Regions from separate parts of the Homo sapiens genome. Here all the other regions are linked to region 1. A link is an interaction called in ENCODE POLR2A ChIA-PET data of the cell type or tissue named here. Cell type or tissue: K562. All regions are shown on one strand. Each heading gives the region's core, and the rest is flanking DNA. Links, peaks and the distances in the headings are about the cores only. Region 1 overlaps NBEAL2 (neurobeachin like 2). Region 2 overlaps SETD2 (SET domain containing 2, histone lysine methyltransferase). Region 3 overlaps KIF9-AS1 (KIF9 antisense RNA 1).

Region 1 (8,603 bases), core at 2,915-5,414:
AGGGTCAAGGGTCAGGCCCTGCCCAGACCCCTCTAGGCAGCCTTAAGCCTTCCTTCCTATGCTGCCCTATCCAGACCTTCCATCATCACTTAGGCTTTTCCCTCATGGTGCCCCTTCCCCAAGAGCCTGGGAGCCCATACCCACCGAGCATGCTGACCCGGAGGGTGACAAGGGCCTCTTCGGGGCCTGAGCTCAGACCAGCTGGCCAGTCAGCATTAAGGACATGGAAGTAGCTCTCAAGCAGGGCACGAAGCTCTGGGCCACGAGGAGGTGCGCGGCTGGCATGCAAGACATGGACTGCACCTACCAGTGCCTCTAGAGCCAGTGGCACTAGGCACGGGTCCGGGGCTGGCCCACGGCTCCAGCCCCGCACCACACTCAGCAGGCCCTTCACAGAGCCATCACTTACAGCCATCTGCCCGTTCTCCTGCAGGTGTGGACAGAGATGGGCAGTGGGCAAGGGGCTCACCCAGCAGAGAGATACTGAAAGAGCTGCTCTCTAGTCCACAGGCTCACCTCCCAGCCTACCTTTCCTCCAGCGAGGACGGCGCAGAAGAGGTGGATGAGACGTAACAGCAGTATGGGAGGCAAGTGGTCTGCATTCTGTAGGCTCTCTGGGTAGGGGGGTGTGGGCAGGGTAATGTCACCAAGGTTGCAGGGCTATGGACCCAGGGGGCTGCACAAGAGGTGAGTGCCCTGGGGTGGAGGGGAGAGGGAGCTGGGCCAAGTAAAAGATCCAGTGTGAGGGATAAGAGCTGGCTCTGCCCTGGGGGGCATCTAAGGAGTTATGGCTGTATAGTAGAGGGCCTGAAAGGGACAACCCTTCTTTGGGGGACTTAAGGGTGACAAAGACCAGCCCTGAGAGTCTAGCCAGCTTCCCAGATCCTTAAGCCCCAAAGTGAGGGCCCCAGCATGAGCACATACCCTTCCACTTCCCCATGATGACCAGGGCTTAGTTTCTCAGATGCAAATCTCTTGCTGCCTCTGCCCTGTGACGGTTGGTGCTTCCCATGCCGTGCTCTGGGGACTCTGCTGTATCTACTATACTGATGCCACCTCCCCCCACGCCCATGCCTTTGCCTGGGACTTCTAGGGGCTTTCACAACCTAATACGTAGGAGGCCCACCTGGCCCTGCGCCAGCAAAACTGGACAGGATGCCAGGCCAGGGACTGAAACTCAGAGGGCAGAAGGGACTAGCCCCGGGTCACATGCCTGGCAGAGGAGGAAGAGTAGGGCTGGGGCTTGATTCCGGCTGGATGGGTGGGAGGCCTCCTTGGGGATGGGGCTTTTGAGGGGAGACCTGAGAATGCAGTTGGAGGGGAGAAGGCACAGCATGGGCTAAGACCCTGAGGTGGGGTCAGTGGTAGCAGTCTGGGAATGAGAGGACAGAAGCCAGGCTGAGCAGCAGGGCAAGTGGAGAGAAAGGCTGTGGGAGGAGTAGGATTTCATCTTGAGGACGTCAGGTTGACATCAAGGGATATGATGGGAGGAGAAATGAAATCCAGTTTGTTTTAATAACAGCACCCAGGCTATGGGAAAATAAAGTCGAGGAGCTCCCTAGGGGTGCCTCCCCTCCTGGAGTTGCTGCCCCAACTCTAGATCCAGGCCCACAGCTCCATGGGGGCATCACTGAGACATTTAATATCCCAATAGGTCACCACCTTTTCACAGCCCTGCCCACCTCTGTCCAGGCCATATCCCACCCTGAGCCTATCTAAAGTCCTGGCCAGTCTCCCTCCAATGAGAGGAGAGAGGGGACCCAGGGGTGGAGGGTCACCAGGGAGAACAGGTTCACAGGACCACCTGTGAACAGGCAGCCACAGCTGTCCTGGGCACCAGATCCTCCAGCAGCCAGGGAACAGGAGGTGGAGATACCTCCTGTGTCTCCGGGATGGGTGGAGATGCGTGGAGGCTATGGGGACAAAGGGATTGGACCAGAGAGTTTTAAGATCACAGTAGGGTACAAGTGGCTAGAAGGATCCAGGAGATGGCGGGGAAAGAGGATGAGAAATCTGGGTAGGCAGGTTGACCCCACCCCTCCACCTGATGGGAGGCCCTCGCTCCAGCCCAAGATGTCTTCTCTTGTCTCTGTCCCTAAACTCTTGCTTGGTCTTTGGTTCTCCCAGTCCTGCATGCAGCCACCACCAAGTGGTTCCTGTGTATGGCAGGATCAAGGAACGACAGGAAGGGGCCTAGGTTTGGGGGTGGAGCCAAGTGGGGGCAGGGGCGGGGCCTGACCTTGGAAGAAGGCGCTGAATTCCTGGGGCAAAGCAGCAGGAGGGAACTTGTATTTGCTCTTCTCCTTGGAGCTGATGACTTCCCTGGGGGCAGTGAGGCCAAGTACATCAGCCCGGCTCTCACCACTCCTGGCCGTCACCCCTCCTTGGGCCCAGCGCGGCCATCCTCTCCCCACCCTCCTCTGGGTTCCCTTCCTGTGGGCTGGGTCTCACCCACTGCGCTGGCGCCGCCAGGTTTGGTAAGGGTCAAAGAGGCCCTCGCAGAGAAGCAGAGCATGTAGGGCCACATTCTCCAACTGCGTGCCTCGGCCCTGGGGTGGTGGGCATCCTTTCAGCTGTAGGTGTGGGGAGAGAGGGTTAGCCCCGCCATGGCTACCGCCTGCCTCCCTGCATACACCCTCTGCCCCCCAAGGTAGAGGCCACTTCACCTCCGCCACCAACTTGGTCAACAGTGCCAGCACTCGGGGCACTAGCACTTGGCCCCGGCCTGCCTCTATGTTCTCCAGGTTCCTGGGGGAGTCAATGATGAGAGAGGTCACAATAATACACCATGCCCCTCCTTGTCCCCTCTCCCTCTGGCCCACAGTTCTAGGCCCCTGCTTGTAGAGTGGACAACAGAGACACCTGCAGAGAATGATGAAGAGCTTGAGCAGCAGGAGGGCTTGCTCCAGGTCAGCCTGGTGCAGCTGTTCGGCCAGCACATGCAGCTCATCCAGTGGTAGCAGCGGGACCTCTGCACCTGCCTCCTCTGGCCTGCAAGGAAAGGGGAGACACGGGTGCTGAGGACCCCTCAATCTCCCTGCTCTGTCCCTGCCCTCAGTGCAGATCCAGCCTCACCTTCGTGGCTCCAGAGAGGACAGTGAGATGCTCTTCTTGAAGGCACCTACAAAGGCCTTCAGCCACTGCTGCAGGTAACCCAGGTCCTTCTGTAGGCAGAACAGGGGAACAGTGGTGGGGGGCAGGAGGGATGCAGTAAACAGGGCAGGGACAAGGGGATGTAGACAGAGGCGAAGAATGAATGGAGGTGGACAGAGGGCATGGACAAGGGGTTAAAGGCAGAGTGGAGGGTGTGGAGAAGGGGAGTGGGGGACGGGGGAGGGAGGGCAGGACATTGGAAGGTCAGCATCAGAGAGTTAGGTACATACTGACCACTTTTCCAGGCACCCCACTGCTTCTCTCAGCCTCCCAGTTTCTGCTCCCACCTCCCTAATGCCTGCAGTCCTAGGCAGGTCTGACACAGCCAGGGGAGGGGCGTAAGTGGGGTGTGGCTGTGGCCCACACTGGTGCTAGGGCTGGAGAAGGTGTCCCACACAGCAGCCACCCCCTACCAAGAGCCTTGGGCTGGGTCCTCATCTGCCATCTTCACCCAGCCCAGCAGCCACCACCTTCAGTAGCCTTCTTTAACTGTGGATCCCAGGACACACGTGTACCATTAGACAGGCAGACCCAGACATGCGCACATCCTCATGTGCGGCCCTGCCTTGCCCCGGGAACCTCCACCCACCCTTGCTGGTTACCTGGACCCCAGGCCCCAGAGCTGGTTCCATGGGCAAGAGGGGCAGTGGCTAAGCCCAGGTCTAGGCGCTGCCAGGAAAACTTTGGTGTGAACGGGAAATGTCTCCTCCCGCCCCGGGGCTGGGGCAGGAAGCGCAGAGTCACGGTGGGGGAGGGGGACCGCTTCCTCCCGGCAGACCGCAGGGATGTGGGGGGGCCGGGGCACCCTGGGCCCCAGTGAGAGAGGCTGCAAGCGACCTGGCCTGCACAGAGGGTGGGACCTGTTACAGAGGGGTGGAGTCACCTGTCCTGGGTGGGGCTTGTGGGCCAAGACTAGTTTTACAAGCATGAGGTTGGCGCCTGGAAGAGCTCTTATCCAGGTGAGGGTTCTGATCCTGCTGCTGCAGTACCCTTCACTTAAGGCACCCACAGCTCCCTGACCTGCGCGCAAGGCCTCAGGCCACAGGGGTCGATGTAGAAGACTCAGCCATACCTTTGTCCCGCCCCGCCGCCCGCCATGTCCTGGCCACCTCATCTGAACTCTGCAGTTCTCTTCGCTCAGGAACACAGCTGATAAATCCTAGCCTAGCCCGTATCTGCTCTAATCTCTAAGCCCCTCCCAGGGGCCAGGGGTGGGTTGTGGCTTATACAGGAGCTCCTCCAGGCTGGCCCCATATGGAGCTCCTAACCAGCTGAGTCCAAAAGGCAGCCTTCTTTCCTAGAGTCAGAGAGGTGGACAGGGGGAGCTAGAGTGGAAAAGGATGAAGAGGCAAGGGACACATCACAGTCAGCACTCAGCAGGCCTCAGGCTGCTCCCCAGGGGCCATGGGCCTCATACCCAAGGACCTCCAGAACTATCTTTGGATGGATGGCTAATTTTTGCAGCCTATGGGCCCAGACCACGGGCAAGGCCTGAATGGCCCCAGGGCAAGAGGCCTGACTGCAGCAGACCTGAGCCAGATCCCCAAAAAACCTAGGCAGAGCAGCCGTCCACCCTGTGATTGGGGAACTCCCTGGTACAGTTTAGTGCAGATCTGAAGCCCAGACAACTCAGAGAGGTGCCAGGGCCACCATGGTGCAGACCCACACAACCATGACATTTTGTCTGTCAGTTACATTTATTGACCTCTCCACCCTCTCCTGCTGGCAGCCTCCTCCCGAACAATCAGCAAGGAGCCCAAAATACCCAGATCCTGAGACAGCAGAGGTGGCCAGGGGCCCTGGACCATTTCTTCTGAACCTCTCCCATTGCAGATGGGGAAACAGGAGGCCCCACAGGGGATGCCTTATCTACTACTTTGTCTTCAGTGTACCTTTGAGGATGCTAAAAGCCAGACCTTAGTTCTAGGCCAGGACCACTCATGATTGCTAGCAAGCCAGCCCATGAGGACCATGCGGGCCCCGATCCTTGCCTCAGTGGCCCCACAGAGACCCCTAGCTGCCTTCAAAAATGTCCCAATACTGTCTTCCTCTCTTCTGCCCCTCAGTCAAGCTAGTCACTCAAAATGTGAGTCTTCCTGCCAGCTGCAGCTCTACTGAGCACCTGAAAGCCCAAATTTGACCGTGTCTAACCCCTCCCCATAAAGGCTCAACTGCTGAGCAGCATTCCAGGCTGCTGGTCCAACCAGAACCTGCTTCTCCAGCTTCCACCTCTCCCCCTCTGTGGTTCACATCCTCCTATCCAGGCCTTTTCCCACCCTATGCCCCACTGCCTTGTGTGACTTGGGCTTTTGGTACTTGAGCAGGAACCTCCCACCCTCCTGGTGGCCATCACCTTGATCAGCCTTCCCAGCACAGGGGTGGGTCCCTCAATCTCTACATACTCCTAGAGTATGTAGATAGTACTTTCTGTCCCTAGAACCACACCCTTGGCCTGTCCAGTCCTGTAAACTTTCAGCAGATTGGGCTGAGCTGGGTTCAGGGCTGGGACAATCAAGACAGCCTTCAGGGGCTCTGAAAGGGGATGACGAGGTCTCCAAAGCACAGTATTAGGCAGGGGTGGGGTGGCTGCCTGTCCTGCCTCCCTGGGTCTCACTGTTTCTCCCTGGAAGACCTCAGGCCAACTCTGACCTAGGCCCCATGGCTTGAGACTGCAATGTGTCGGGGTACGGGAGTCCCTCAGGGAGCCAGGGTCAGAGGGCAGAGAATGGCAGGGGACGAGAGCATGGTGGCAGTGCTGCATGTGAGGGTCCAGGGCCTGGGAGGAGTGGCCATGATGCTCAGGCTTCCCATGCCCCTCTCAGAGCTTCTGCCTTGGTCGGTTGTGCCAGCTCTGAGCAGGAACACGGGTCAGGGACAGTCCAGCCCCTTGCCCCAACCTAACTGGGTCAGGGCCCCAACCCTGTCCCCCACTGAAGGCAGGTCGGGAGCAGCCACACCTGCCAAGCCCTCTCCAGGGTCCATAGGTAAGTGATGCCCAGGTCCTGCAGCAGGGGAGAAGGTTGTGGGAATGTGGAAGGCCGGTGTCCCTGGGAAGAGGGGGTCTCATGTGCACCACCACAGAGACCCCAACTTATGCCCAACTAGCTGTGAGGGCACTTGAGAGTGCTGGGGGTGAGGGGCTCCCGAGGGCTGCTTAGGCTCAAACAGTCCCTGGGTGGGCATGGAACTGCCACTCCTCTGGAATTCTGAAGTAACCTGGAGGGCTGAGGGCTGGTGGTTGTGACATTGGTGGGGAGTACAGGGAGTACACCTTGTTTGCCAAGCTGACAGGGATCATTGAGCTGCCTGACACCATGCTGCTCCCAGACCCTGCCTGACGTACCCCAAGGCCATTGCACAATGGGCCTCGAGTAGACATCTGTCACCATCACGGCTTGATCAGCCAGTCACATGCCCTATCACAAGCTCACATCTGAGGCCCTGTAGGGTGGTGCCCACCTCACCTGCAGCCTCCATACCCCAAACCCGCTGGATGCCTGGGCCCAAGGGCGTGAATCACTGTCTCTACCCCCACAGGTCTGCCTGTGCTTTGCTCTTGTTTGCTCTGCTGGAATGCCCCCATCAGGGGCATCAGCACCCTTTGTAAGACCCATTCCTGTCTGGTGCCTCTCACCAACCGAATCAGGTGAGGGCATGGGTTCCGGAGTCCAGTCCCCGTTCTAACTCTCAGTAGCTTGTTACTTAACATTAACCTCTTTAAAACCATCCCTTTGCTTCTTGGGTAAAAGTTCTCCAGCCACACCTACCCAACTCGAGGTCAGGGTAAGGTGAGTGGAGTTCCAGATCCAGGGGCTCTGGCCTGCCCGAGCTCCCTGAATTCCAGGCAACAACCCCCAGCCCCCTCTGTGAGTGACAGTAAGAGGCATTAATGGACCCCAGGGAAGAGCTAGGAGCAGGAAGGGAGAGAAGAGCACAGCTCAAGAGTGGGTGACTCCTCTCAGTCAGAGCTGCCTGGGCGGTAGTGAGCACTCCATCTTCAGGGACAGACAAGCAGAAGTGGGACAGGGTGGTGTTTATGTGGAATAGCCTATCCCAGGCCTAGGGGGTCCCCCCATTCAGTATCAGGACGGGGAGGACAATGTCAAGCTAAACGTGACTTCTGGCTACATCACCAGGACTGGAGGTCAGGCTTGGAGGATGTTAGGCCATGGGATGAAGCAGGAAGATGGGACTTTGCTGGGGCAGGGACAACTGAGGATAGTGGTTTGAGTGCCTGGGTGGCTGGGCCAGTCTCTCCCACTTACCTGGAGAGGGGGTGCTGAAAGGGTGGACCTTCTGATCTCCATGACACCCACCCTGCCCCAGGGCCTGACCATCCCCTTGTACTATTGTTTTTTTTGTTTTTTTTTGAGACGGAGTCTCGCTCTGTCGCCGGCCCAGGCTGGAGTGCAGTGGCGCGATCTCAACTCACTGCAAGCTCCGCCTCCCAGGTTCACACCATTCTCCTGCCTCAGCCTCCTGAGTAGCTGGGACTACAGGCACTCGCCATCACGCCTGGCTAATTTTTTTTTTTTTTTTTTTTAGTAGAGATGGGGTTTCACTGTGTTAGCCAGGATGGTCTTGATCTCCTGACCTCGTGATCTGCCCGCCTCAGCCTCCCAAAGTGCTGGGATTACAGGCGTGAAACACCGCGCCTGGACACTATTTTTTTTTAAGCAAGGAAAGCATAGATTTATTGAAATGAAAGTACACTCCACAGAATGGAAGTAGGTTCAAGCAAGCGGCTCAAGAGCTGACCAATCCCTTTTACTATCACTAAGGAAAATGGGAATTTCCTTCTAGGGTCCCCATAGACCCCATGGTAACTGACCCTGTTTCTACGGGGACCCCACACTTCCCCATCAGCTCCCCAGTTGTCATAACAACTCCAGGAATCACCAGTGCCCACCCAAGCCTGGGCTGTGTGCTCATCTCCCTATCACTACAGGCCCTTCTCCTTCAGGTGCCTTGGTAATAGAGGCAGGGGACCAAGCACCAAAGAAGTGACTCCACCTTCCCTTTACCCATTTCAGGAAGGTAAACTGAAGCCCAAAAAGGATATGACCAGATAAAGCCAGGTGCGGTGGCTCACGCTTGTAATCCCAGCACTTTGGGAGGCTGAGGCGGGCAGATCACAAGGTCAGGAGTTTGAGAGCAGCCTAGCCAACATAGTGAAACCCCGTCTCTACTAAAAATACAAAAATTAGCCGGGTGTGGTGGCACACGCCTGTAGTCTGAGCTACTCGGGAGGCTGAGGTAGGAGAACTGCTTGAACCCGGGAGGCAGAGGTTGCAGTGAACTGAGACCATGCCATTGCACTCCAGCCTGGGTGACAGAGTGAGACTCTGTCTAAAAAAAAAAAAAAAAAGGAATATGACCAGGTAAAGTACCGGGGGAGTGGAGGGCCTGACCAGGTTTCTGAGAGGCAGTAGAGATCATCAGTTAGGGAG
Region 2 (2,500 bases), core at 1-2,500, 160 kb before region 1:
AAGGCATTTAAGTGGGATCTCTTTTTTTTTTTTTCTTTTTTGGATCAGGGCCTCCCTTGTCACCTAGGCTGGAGTGCAGTGGTATGATCCCAGTTCACTGTAGCCTCGAACTCTTGGGCTCAAGCAATCCTCCTGCCTCAGCCTCCCAAGTAGCTGGGACAACAGGCATGCGCCACCACACCTAGCTAATTTTTAAATTTTTTTTGTAGAGATAGGAGTCTTACTATGTTGCCCAAGCTGGTCTCAAACTCCTGGCTTCAAGGAATCCTCCCACCTCGGCCTCCCAAAGCACTGGAATTACAGTGCTGGGCACCCCTGTGCCTGGCCTTAAGTGGGGAGTCTCTTGAAAATGGTTGGTTTGAGGCTGGCCAACAGAGCTAAGACAAAATTTGATAGGTTTGTTGTTGTCATTTTTCCATAGTTGGACTTATACAGTATTTGGAAGTCTCTCATTCAAATGAAAGGCAATTACCTTGTATAATTTTTGGTTAATTACCTTGTATAATTTTTGGTTAATAAAAATTGTGTAATAAAATGTTGTATTTGAGTCTCTTAGCTTTGGAATTTGTGTAAATTTACTTTGTTTAATTTGGTAGTCTTTGCTTTTTAATTTTTTAATTTTAAAAATTAGATAATCACTTCACTGGGTCTCACCTCACTGCCCAGGCTGGTCTTGAACTCTTGGTCTCAAGTGATCCTCCTGCCTCAGCTTTCCAAAGTGCTGGGATTACAGGCGTGAGCCACCATGCCTGTTTTTTGTGTTTTTGGTCAAGCTAATGGTTACTTCAGTCTTTTTTCCAGCTGAGCAAACATATTGTCATTTCAATGGAGGTTTAAGATAGGTCTGAATTCCCATAGTTGCTTTTTATTTTAGAATGCTTTTTCTGTCAAATGCTAACATCTTGCAAGTGAAAATATCCTTGGGATGATGTGGGTGTTGATAAGACTGCAATTGTGCTGGCAGGCTTCTGGGAGGTCTGCTTACTGGGAGCACTGCTCTGGGCTTGCAAGAACCTAGAGCAAGTGGTGGTTTCCAATTGTAGTTCTTCCTGTGGCCCACTTCCCTGCCAAGTGTGGTTGGACCCTCTCTTTGGGGAGGACTATTATCGTAATCAACACTATTTGCTTCATGGTTAGCTCTTTGTGAATCCGTGGTCTAACTTGTGTTTTGAGGCTTTTGTCTGATATTTGGCCTCATGATGAATAGTTATTAATTACATACTCTATTTGAAGAAGCAGAAGATGCTAGGTTTAAAGTTTAAATTTTTTATGAGTTTTGTGTGAATGTAAAGTGGAGCAAATACTGTTTTTCACAAATTATATTAAATGACTGTAAAAACTCTTTCTATAGAAATCCATTTATTCTGGCCTTGAGCACACACAGACCTGGTTGAAAATACATCTGGTTAAAAATTGCCTGGTTAAAAATACGACTCTTCCATTAATTTATCAATACTTGATTGGAGTATCAACTCTAAAACATAAGCTACACATTTTATGGTACTGGTTCTGTGCTGAAAATGTAGTTAAGAATTATCTGTAGTAAAGGCAAATTTCTTTGAGGTACAATACAACATTTTAGAAATTGGTGAAAATCTCTTCAAGTTTGCCTCAAGGTAACCATAATAGGTATATTTTCAAGCTTAAGCTTACCATGTCTATTGAGGAACAAAAACAAAACAACTTTTGTTGTACAATTATTCAGGAAACCAGTTGTCACAATTATGAAAAGTATAGTATACTTTTTGGCAGATTAGCAGTTTGTGTAAGGAAGTAGTGTTACTAGCTGATATGAACACCTTGAACACATTCAAACCGTAGTGATTGAATATAAAAAGACTGTTCCCCCAATTATAGTATTGCTCATATGAATTAGGGAGATGATGAGATTTGCAAGAAGTATTTGGTGCTCTTCCTTCTTTGACTACCTATTTTCTTTCCAAACTTTTTTTTTTTTTTTTTTTTGAGACAAGAGTCTTGGTCTCTCTCCCAGGCTGGAGTGCAGTGGTGCGATCTTGGCTCTCTGCAACCTCCGCTTCCCGGGTTCAAGTAATTCTCCTGCCTCAGCCTCCCAAGTAGGTGGGATTACAGGCGCGTACCACCACGCCCGGCTAATTTTTGTGTTTTAGCAGAGATGGAGTTTCACTATGTTGGCTAGGCTGGTCTCGAACTCCCGATCTCAGGTGATCCACCCGCCTTGGCCTCCCCACATGCTGGGATTATAGACATGAGCCACTGTACGCGGCATGCTCTTAGAGAAGATCATGATGGTGTCAGGATATGAAACTGGGAGCAGGAGTTAGAATCTGTGATAGGACTTTTTTTCCAGTTGTGCGTATGTGTGCTGCACAATTTTTTTGTTAGCTGTGTGCTTTTTTGAAATGTACCGATTGCTTAAGCTTTTTTATTTTCATCGATGCTATTTTTTCATATAAGTTTTTAAAAGATATGTTTTTATATATGTATTTTTATAATTCTGTAATTTTTAAGATGTTTTGGT
Region 3 (8,603 bases), core at 2,653-5,152, 200 kb before region 1:
GACGTCTCAAAAAAAAAAAAAAAAAAAAAAAAAAAAAAAATATATATATATATATATATATATATATATTCAGATGCTTATAATCTAGCGCATAGAGCTGATTGGCTACTGCTTGGGTTCTCTGTAGTACAGGAAGGAACACCCCTCTTGTCTTCTAGTATGGTCCGCAAAGTTACTAACAAACTCACCAATGGAGCTAGTAATGTTCACTGCCTGAAAAGACCCTTTCCTGCCTCCTTCTTTAAATTTTTTTTTAAAATTTCTGCCTCCTTTTTTGTCAAATAACTGTTCATCATTTAGTGCTCAGCTTATATATCACCACCTTTCTCAACTCTCCCAGGCAGAGAGGTACTTCGTTTTCCTTTAGCACTCTGTTGCCATCTTTACAGTACTTTACAGCATTTTTAATACAGTAGTGCTCCTTATTTGTTCATTTTATTTATTTATTTATTTTTAGATGGAGTCTCACTCTGTTGCCCAGGCTGGAGTGCAGTGGCACAGTCTCAGCTCACTGCAACCTCCGCCTCCTGGGTTCAAGCGATTCTCCTGCCTCAGCCTCCCGAGTAGCTGGGATTATAGGTGCCTGCCACCATGCCTGGCTTTTTGTATTTTTAGTAGATACGTGGTTTCACCATCTTGGTCAGGCTGGTCTTGAACTCCTGACCTTGTGATCCACCCGCCTTGGCCTCCCAAAGTGCTGGGATTATAGGCGTGAGCCACCATGCCCGGCCTTATTTTATTTTTTTACAGATAGGATCTGGCTCCATTGCCCAGGCTGGAGTGCATTGGTGTCTTGCTGTGTCACCCAGGCTGGTTTCAAACTCCTGGGTTCAAGTAATCTTCCTCCCCTCAGCCTCCCAAAGTGCTGGGACTTCAGGCATGAGCCACCATGCCCAGCCCTCCTTATCTGTTTAGAAGTGTTTCTCCAGTTAGTTTGGGAGCTTCCCAAAGGCAGGAATTATCTCGTTTATCTCTGTATCCTCTATTTATTTTTTCCCTTTTTTTTTTTTTGAGACAGAGTCTCACTCTGTCACCCAGGCTGGAGGGAGTGGTGTGATCTCGGCTCAATGCAACCTCCGCCTCCCAGACTCAAGCAATTCTCCTGCCTCAGCCTCCTGAGTAGCTGGAATTACAGGTGCATGCCACCACGCCCAGCTAATTTTTGTATTTTTAGTAGAGACGGGGTTTCACCATGTTTGCCAGGCCGGTCTTGAACTCCTGACCTCGTGATCTACCCACCTCGGCCTCCTAAAGTGCTAGGATTACAGGCATGAGCCACAGTGCCTGGCCTGTATGCTCTATTTCTATCCATAGTGTTTAGCATGTAAAAAGCATTCAATAAATTGCTGTCAAAGGAACATTTTTTTCAAAAAAGTTCTATTGGCAGATGCTATTACTGGGAACCAAAAAATAAAAATAAAGGATGTTGATAGGGAGAAGCAGAAATCTACTTTACTAATTTAACCTACTTTACTAATCTAATTTACTACTCCAAGCTTGGGGTTTATTTCAACTTGTTTAGGTTTCTCATGGTGGGGATGAAATGTTGTTGGGTTAAATGAAACAGTAGAAAAATATAACATTTGTATAAGTCAGTAAAAATTAGCCTTTTGCAGTAAGATCTGAACACCAATTCTCTAGATAGAAACCATCTTCTCAATTTTTTTTTTTTTTTTTAAAAGCCCGAGGTGGGCCGGGAGCAGTGGCTCACTCCTATAATCCCAGCACTTTGGGAGGTGAGGCGGGCGGCTCACGAGGTCAGGAGTTCGAGACTAGCCTGGCCAATATGGTGAAACCCCGTCTCTACTAAAAATTCAAAAAAATTAGCTGGGTGTGGTGGCACATGCCTGTAGTCCCAGCTACTTGGGAGGCTGAGGCAAAAGAATCACTTGAACCCAGGAGGTGGAGGTTGCAGTGAGCTGAGATCGCACCACTCCACTCCCGCCTGGGCGACAAAGAGAGACTCCATCTCAGGAAAAAAAAAAAAAAAAAAAGCTCAGGTGATCACGAGGGTGGATCACAAGGTCAGGAGTTCAAGACCAGCCTGGCCTACATGGTAAAAACCCGTCTCTACTAAAAATACAAAAATTAGCTGGGGCTGGTGGTGGGTGCCTGTAATCTCAGCTACTCAGGAGGTTGAGGCAGGAGAATTGCTTGAACCCAGGAGGCGGAGGATGCAGTGAGCTGGTATCATGCCACTACACTACAGCCTGGGTGACAGAACAACACTCCATCTCAAAAAAAAAAAAAAAAAGCATAGGAAGTGATTCTATAATACCTCCTTGTAGCGTACATGAGTCTTCTTTCTGAGAGAGATATAGTTGTGAGTGCTATCTGAAGAGGCAGAAATGAGACAGTGTCAGAGGGATGAAATGACATAAAAATGTCTATACACGTGGGGGAATTGGCTATGCTGAATTACATTCATAGGGTAGAGTTAAATATAATAGTATGAACTAAATTTACAGAAGCTGTGCATGTTACAATGGGGTTAAAAGATGGAGTTTGTGAATATTAGACAAACAATTTCTAGTTAAAATAATATACCATTTTTTTATCTCAAGCACTAATAATTTTATATTTGCTGTTTGACACTAATAATCTTGTATTAGCTAAAATTTGGCACAATAGATCCAGGTATTTACAGCACAGGGAATATACAAAATATTAGCAATATATATTCTGTATTTTGATGGGCTTGACTTCAGAAGTTGTAACTAGAAAATTCTACATTTCAAACAGATATATTTTATCTGTGAATTCAGAAAAGGTTCTTTTCCTAAGAGGAATCCATACCCTAATAGTCCATGGGAGGGCTTGAAGGAGACACCATTTACTAAAACTGTAAGGAATGAATTGGTGAGGGGACACCAAGCATCACTAAGTCAAACAGTGGCTTTTCTCTGTAGGTCAGGGTTGAAGTTAGAAGAAGCCATTAATCTGGGCTCTCTAATAGCAATGTGAATAACAATAATTGTGCACACCCCCATAGATATCAGATAGCTTAACCATTAAAAGCCAGGTGGATATAATCATAATGACTGGCAAAGTCAGCATGGTAGCCAAGGGAACTTGCACAGATGGTTAAAAAGATAATTTTTATTTTATTTTTTTTTGAGACAGAGTCTCACTCTGTTGCCCAGGCTCCTGTGTAATGGTGCCATCTTGGCTCACTGAGACCTCCACCTCCCAGGTTCAAGCGATTCTCCTGCCTCAGCCTCTTGAGTAGCTGGGATTACAGGCGTGCACCAACATGCCCAGCTAATTTTTTTGTATTTTTAGTAGAGATGGGGTTTTGCAATGTTGGCCAGGCTGGTCTCCAACTCCTGGCCTCAAGTTGTCCACCTGCCTTGGCCTCCTAAAGTGCTGGGATTACAGGCATGAGCCACCACGCCCAGCCAAAATATACAACTATCTTAAAGACATCAGGGATAGTGTACTCCTTATATCCCCATTTAATTAACCAATACGACCCCCAAAAAACATCAGATGGATCCTGGAGAAAGACATTTGGACTACTGCAAACTCAGTCAAGTAGTAGTCCCAAATGCAGCTGCTGTGCCAGATGTGGTATACTGGCCTAGGCAGATTATCACAGCCTCAGGAAGATGATATATGGCGATTATTCTGCTGAGTGTGTTGTTTTCCTGCCCCTGCCAGATATGAGAATCAGAAACAGTTCACATTCACTTGGAATGGACAACAGTATACATTTCAGTGTTGCCCAAAGTTATCTTACCTCTCCTGCCTCTGTCAATCTATAAACTGAAGAAAAATAAATAATCTGGCTATCCTTCAGAATACTATATTCAGAATACTATAGGTCTGTTATATTGATGGCATTGTACTAAACTGATCAAATAAGTAATAAGTGGCTAGCATGATATAGTCCTTTGGAAGATTCATGTTACAATGAATAGGAGATAAACCCTATGGCAATTCAGAGGCCCACCACATCAGTACATTTTTTTTTTTTTTTTAGATGGAGTCTCGCTCTGTCACCCAGGCTGGAGTGCAGTGGCATGATCTCGGCTCACTGCAACCTCCACCTCCTGGGTTCAAGCGATTCTACTGCCTCAGCCTCCTGAGTAGCTGGGATTACAGGCGTGCACCACCACGCCTGGCTAATTTTTGTATTTTTAGTAGAGATGGGGTTTCACCATGTTGGTCAGGCTGGTCTCAAACTCCTGACCTCGTGATTCACCAGCCTTGGCCTCCCAAAGTGCTAGGATTACAGGTGTGAGCCACTGGGCCCAACCCAGTAAAATTTTTAGGGTCCCAGTAATCTGGGACATTTCCTCCAAAATAAAAAACAAATTATTGCATCTTCCACTTTCTACCACCAAGAAGAAAGCACCAGACATTGTCATAAACACTCAATATGCTCACTCTTTTTAACTTCAGCTACTCTAATAGGTGTGTAGTGGTATTTGTTCTGATTTAAATTTGCATTTCCTCTATGACTAATGATGTTGAGTATCTTTTTATTTGCCATCAGTGCATCTTTGGTGAAGTTACTGTTCAAATCTTTTACCCATTGCAATGGACTGTTTGTGTCCCCTCAAAATTCATATGTTGACATCCTAATCCCCAAAGTGATAGTATTAGGAAGTAGGGCCTTTGGGAGGTATTTGGGTCATGAGGGTGGAGCCCTTGTGAATGGGATTAGTACCCTTCCTTTAAAAAGGAACCCTTATAAAAGACTACACATTGGGTGCAGTGTATACAGTCTGGGTGACGGGTGCACCAAAATCTCACAAATCACCACTAAAGAACTTACTCATGTAATCAAACACCACCTGTTTCCCAATAAACTATGGAAATACATTTTTTTAAGTTAGAAAATAAATAAAAAATAAAAAGGAACCCCAAGCCAGGTGCAGTGGCTCACACCTAGAATCCTGGCACTTTGGGAGGTTGAAGTGGGAGGACTGCTGGAGGCTGCAGTTCAAGACCAGCCTGGGCAACATAGTAAGACCCCATCTCTATTATTAAAAAAAAAGAGGCCAGGCGTGGTGGCTCACGCCTGTAATCCCAGCACTTTGGGAGGCTGAGGTGGGCGGATTACGAGGTCAGGAGATCAAGATCATCCTGGCTAGCACAGTGAAACCCCATCTCTACTAAAAAATAGAAACAATTAGCCAGGCATGGTGGCAGGCGCCTGTAGTCCCAACTACTTGGGAGGCTGAGGCAGGAGAATGGCGTGAACCCAGGAGGCAGAGATTGCAGTGAGCCAAGATCATGCCACTGCACTCCAGCCTGGGCAACAGAGCGAGACTCCATCTCAAAAAAAAAAAAAAAGAAAAGAAAAGAAAGGGGGCTGGGCTCAGTGGCTTATGCCTGTAATCCCAGCACTTTGGGAGGCTGAGGCAAGTGGATCACCTGAGGTCAGGAGTTCAAGACCAGCCTGACCAACATGGTGAAACCCCCTCTCTACCAAAAATACAAAAATTAGCCGGGCGTGGTGGTATGCACCTGTAATCCCAGCTACTTGGGAGGCTGAGGCAGGAGGATCGCTTGAACCTGGGAGGCGGAGTTTGCAGTCAGCCGAGATCGTGCCACTGCACTCCAGCCTGGGTGACAGAGCGAGAGTCCATCTCAAAAAAAATAATAATAAGAAGAAAGGGATCCCAGAGAGTGTCTGTTTCTGCCATATGAGATACAGTAAGAACATAGTAGTCTGCAATCAGAAGAGGGCCCTCACCAGAACATGAACATGCTGGCACCAAAATCTCAGACTTCCTAGCCTCCATAGCTATGAGAAATAAATTTCTGTTGTTTAAGCCACCCAGTCTATGGTAATTTGTCATAGCAGCCTGAACCAACTAAGAGTTGTGTGAACATATTTGTAATAGCTGCTTGGAAGTATTTGTATGCTAGGCCAGGTGTGGGGGCTCCCGCCTATAATCCCTGCACTTTGGGAGGCTGAGGTGGGTGGATCACTTGAGGCCAGGAGTTTAAGACCAGCTTGGCCAATATGGCGAAACCCCATTTCTGCTAAAAATACAAAAATTAGCTGGGTGTGGTGGCGCATACCTGTAATCCCAGCTACCTGGGGGGCTGAGGCACGAGATTCATTTGAACACAGGAGGTGGAGGTTGCAGTGAGCCGAGATTGTGCCACTGCACTGCAGCCCAGGAAACAGTGCAAGATGCTCTCAAAAAAAAATAAATAAATAAATAAAAGGCCCGGCGCGGTGGCTCACGCCTGTAATCCCAGCACTTTGGGAGGCTGAGGTGGGCGGATCTCAAGGTCAGGGGTTCAAGAACAGCCTGACCAACATGGTGAAACCCCCGTCTCTACTAAAAATACCAAAATTAGCCGGATGTGATGGTGTGCACCTGTAATCCCAGCTACTCAGGAGGCTGAGGCAGAATTGCTTGAACCCAGGAGGCGGAGGTTGGCAGTGAGCTGAGATTGCACCTTTGCACTCCAGCCTAGGCGACAGAGTGAGACTCCGTCTCAAAAACAAACAAACAAAAAAAAGTATTTGTTTGTCTACTAAAGTCAACATCTGGGCTCTTCAAAGGCAGTTTCTATTACCTGTTTTGTTTTCTCCTGTGTATGGATCACACTTTCATGTTTTTTGCTCATCTTGTAACTTCGTGTTACAAAGTGGACATTTTAAATAATATATTGTTAGGCCGGGCATGGTGGCTCACGCCTGTAATCCCAGCACTTTGGGAGGCCGAGGCGGGCAGATCACGAGGTCAGGAGTTTGAGACCAGCCTGGCCAACATGGTGAAACCCCATCTCTACTAAAAATACAAAAATTAGCCAGACAGAGGTGGGAGTTGTAGCTCATGTGAGTCAGGGAACCAAGTTCCAGCCCAACTTGGTCTTCTTCATACCCTGTTCCATGATTATGACTTGATAAAAAAAAAGAAAAATATAAATCTTTTTTTTTTTTTTTTTTTTTTGACAGAGGAGGCTGAGGCAGGAGAATTGCTTAAACCTGGGAGGTGGAGGTTGCAGTGAGCCAAGATCATCCCACTGCACTAAGCCTAGGTGACAGAGCAAGACTCTGTCTCGGAAAATAATAATAATAATAACAATAATAATATATTGTAGCAAGTCCATGTCCTGATCTCTATTCCCACTCTCTCCCACCCACCACCCTCCCCTCTAGACTTTTGCTGTTGTTTCCTTGTTTTCTTCTGTTAACCAAAAGGAAAAAAACTGAGGAAAAATTAACTAAGTACAGAGTCTGTTTGGGCCAAGTTAATGGACTACAACCCAGGAGCACAGATTCAAGTTGCCCTGAATATACGCTCTGATTAACAGCAGTTATAAGTGGGTTTTTAAAGGAATATAGAAGAGGCAATTTCTAAGTTGCTTATCAAGAATTTATGTTAGGGCCGGTCATGGTGGCTCACCTCTGTAATCTCAGCACTTTTGGAGGCTAAGGTGGACAGATTACCTGAGGTCAGGAGTTTGAGACCAGCCTGGCCAACATGGTGAAACCCTGTCTTTACCAAAAATACAATTACTGGGGCATGGTAGCATGTGCCTGTAATCCCAGCTACTCAGGAGGCTGAGGCAGAAGAATTGCTTGAACCCGGGAGGCGGAGGTTGCAGTGAGCCGAGAATGCAACACTGTACTCCAACCTGGGCAACAGGATGAGACTCTTGTCTCAAAAAAAATAAAAAAAGAATTTATGTTAAAGTAATATAAGCTATTGATTGGCTGTACATTGTTCTTTATATCACAAATTCCAGGAACAGGAAGATAATGGCTGAGGCTGGGCATAGTGGCTCACACCTGTATTTTCAGCACTTTGGGAGGCTGAGGCAGGTGGATCACTTGAGCCCAGGAGTTGAGACTAGCCTGGGCAACATGGGGATACCCCATCTCTACAAAAAATACAAAAATTAGGGCCGGGCACGGTGGCTCACACCTGTAACTCCAGCACCTGAGGTCAGGAGTTTGAGACCAGCCAGTCCAACATGGTGAAACCCTGTCTCTACTAAAAATACAAAAATTAGCCAGGCGTGGTGGCATGCACCTGTGGTCCCAGCTACTCAGGAGGCTGAGGCAGGAGAATTGCTTGAACCCAGGAGGTGGAGGCTGCAGTGAGCTAAGATGGTGTCACTGCACTCCAGCCTGGGCAACAGACTGAGACTCCGTCTCAGAAAAACAAAAGGAAAATTTGCCAGGTGTAGTAGTGCATGCCTGTAGTCTCAGCTACTCAGGAGGCTGAGGCAGGAGGATTGCTTGAGTCCAGGAGGTCAAGGCTGCAGTGAGCTGTGATTGCACAACTGCACTCCAGCCTAGGTGACAGAGTGAGACCCTGTCAAAAGAAAGATAAAAAAAGATAATGGGTGAGGCAGTCAGGAACCTACAGGGAAGAAAAGAAATAACAGGCCAGGCACGGTGGCTCACATCTGTAATTCCGGCACTTTGGGAGGCTGAGGTGGGAAGATCACGAGGTCAGGAGATTGAGACCATCCTGGCCAACATGGTGAAACCCCGTCTCTACTAAAATACAAATAATTAGCCGGGTGTGGTGGTGCACACCTGTAGTCCCAGCTACTAAAGAGGCTGAGTCAGGGCAATTGCTTGAACCTGGGAGGTGGAGGTTGCAGTGAGCCGAGATCACGCC

The links. ChIA-PET counts read pairs that join two places held together with the same protein. Peaks named below come from ENCODE experiments on the same cell type or tissue, not always from the same donor. Only the 100,000 strongest peaks of a DNase experiment are listed, where the experiment ranks them.
Region 2: POLR2A ChIA-PET joins it to region 1 with 5 read pairs; 14 of 35 experiments call an interaction of 5 or more read pairs at or near these places.
Region 3: POLR2A ChIA-PET joins it to region 1 with 6 read pairs; 3 of 35 experiments call an interaction of 5 or more read pairs at or near these places.

The regions. Positions count from the first base shown.
Region 1 is chr3:46,983,230-46,991,832 of GRCh38, reverse strand. NBEAL2 (neurobeachin like 2) reads right to left here. Exons shown (of 54, transcript NM_015175.3): 2 at 3,076-3,164; 3 at 2,863-2,991; 4 at 2,667-2,748; 5 at 2,452-2,573; 6 at 2,240-2,322; 7 at 529-614; 8 at 145-427. Among named protein-coding and RNA genes, the nearest start is that of NBEAL2, 7.9 kb to the right of the region's middle. RefSeq lists enhancers at 989-1,238, 4,731-4,790, 6,271-7,023 and a silencer at 3,771-3,950. In K562, for the core only: a CTCF peak has its summit at 4,464; DNase peaks (open chromatin) are centred at 3,492, 3,972 and 4,352; H3K4me3 peaks cover 1,862 bases.
Region 2 is chr3:47,151,293-47,153,792 of GRCh38, reverse strand. The region is part of intron 1 of SETD2 (SET domain containing 2, histone lysine methyltransferase); the gene reads left to right. Among named protein-coding and RNA genes, the nearest start is that of SETD2, 12 kb to the left of the region's middle. In K562, for the core only: no CTCF peak of the experiment used is centred there; a DNase peak (open chromatin) is centred at 979.
Region 3 is chr3:47,181,512-47,190,114 of GRCh38, reverse strand. All of the region lies in intron 2 of KIF9-AS1 (KIF9 antisense RNA 1), which reads right to left. Among named protein-coding and RNA genes, the nearest start is that of KIF9-AS1, 21 kb to the right of the region's middle. RefSeq lists a silencer at 2,250-2,450. In K562, for the core only: no CTCF peak of the experiment used is centred there; a DNase peak (open chromatin) is centred at 3,614.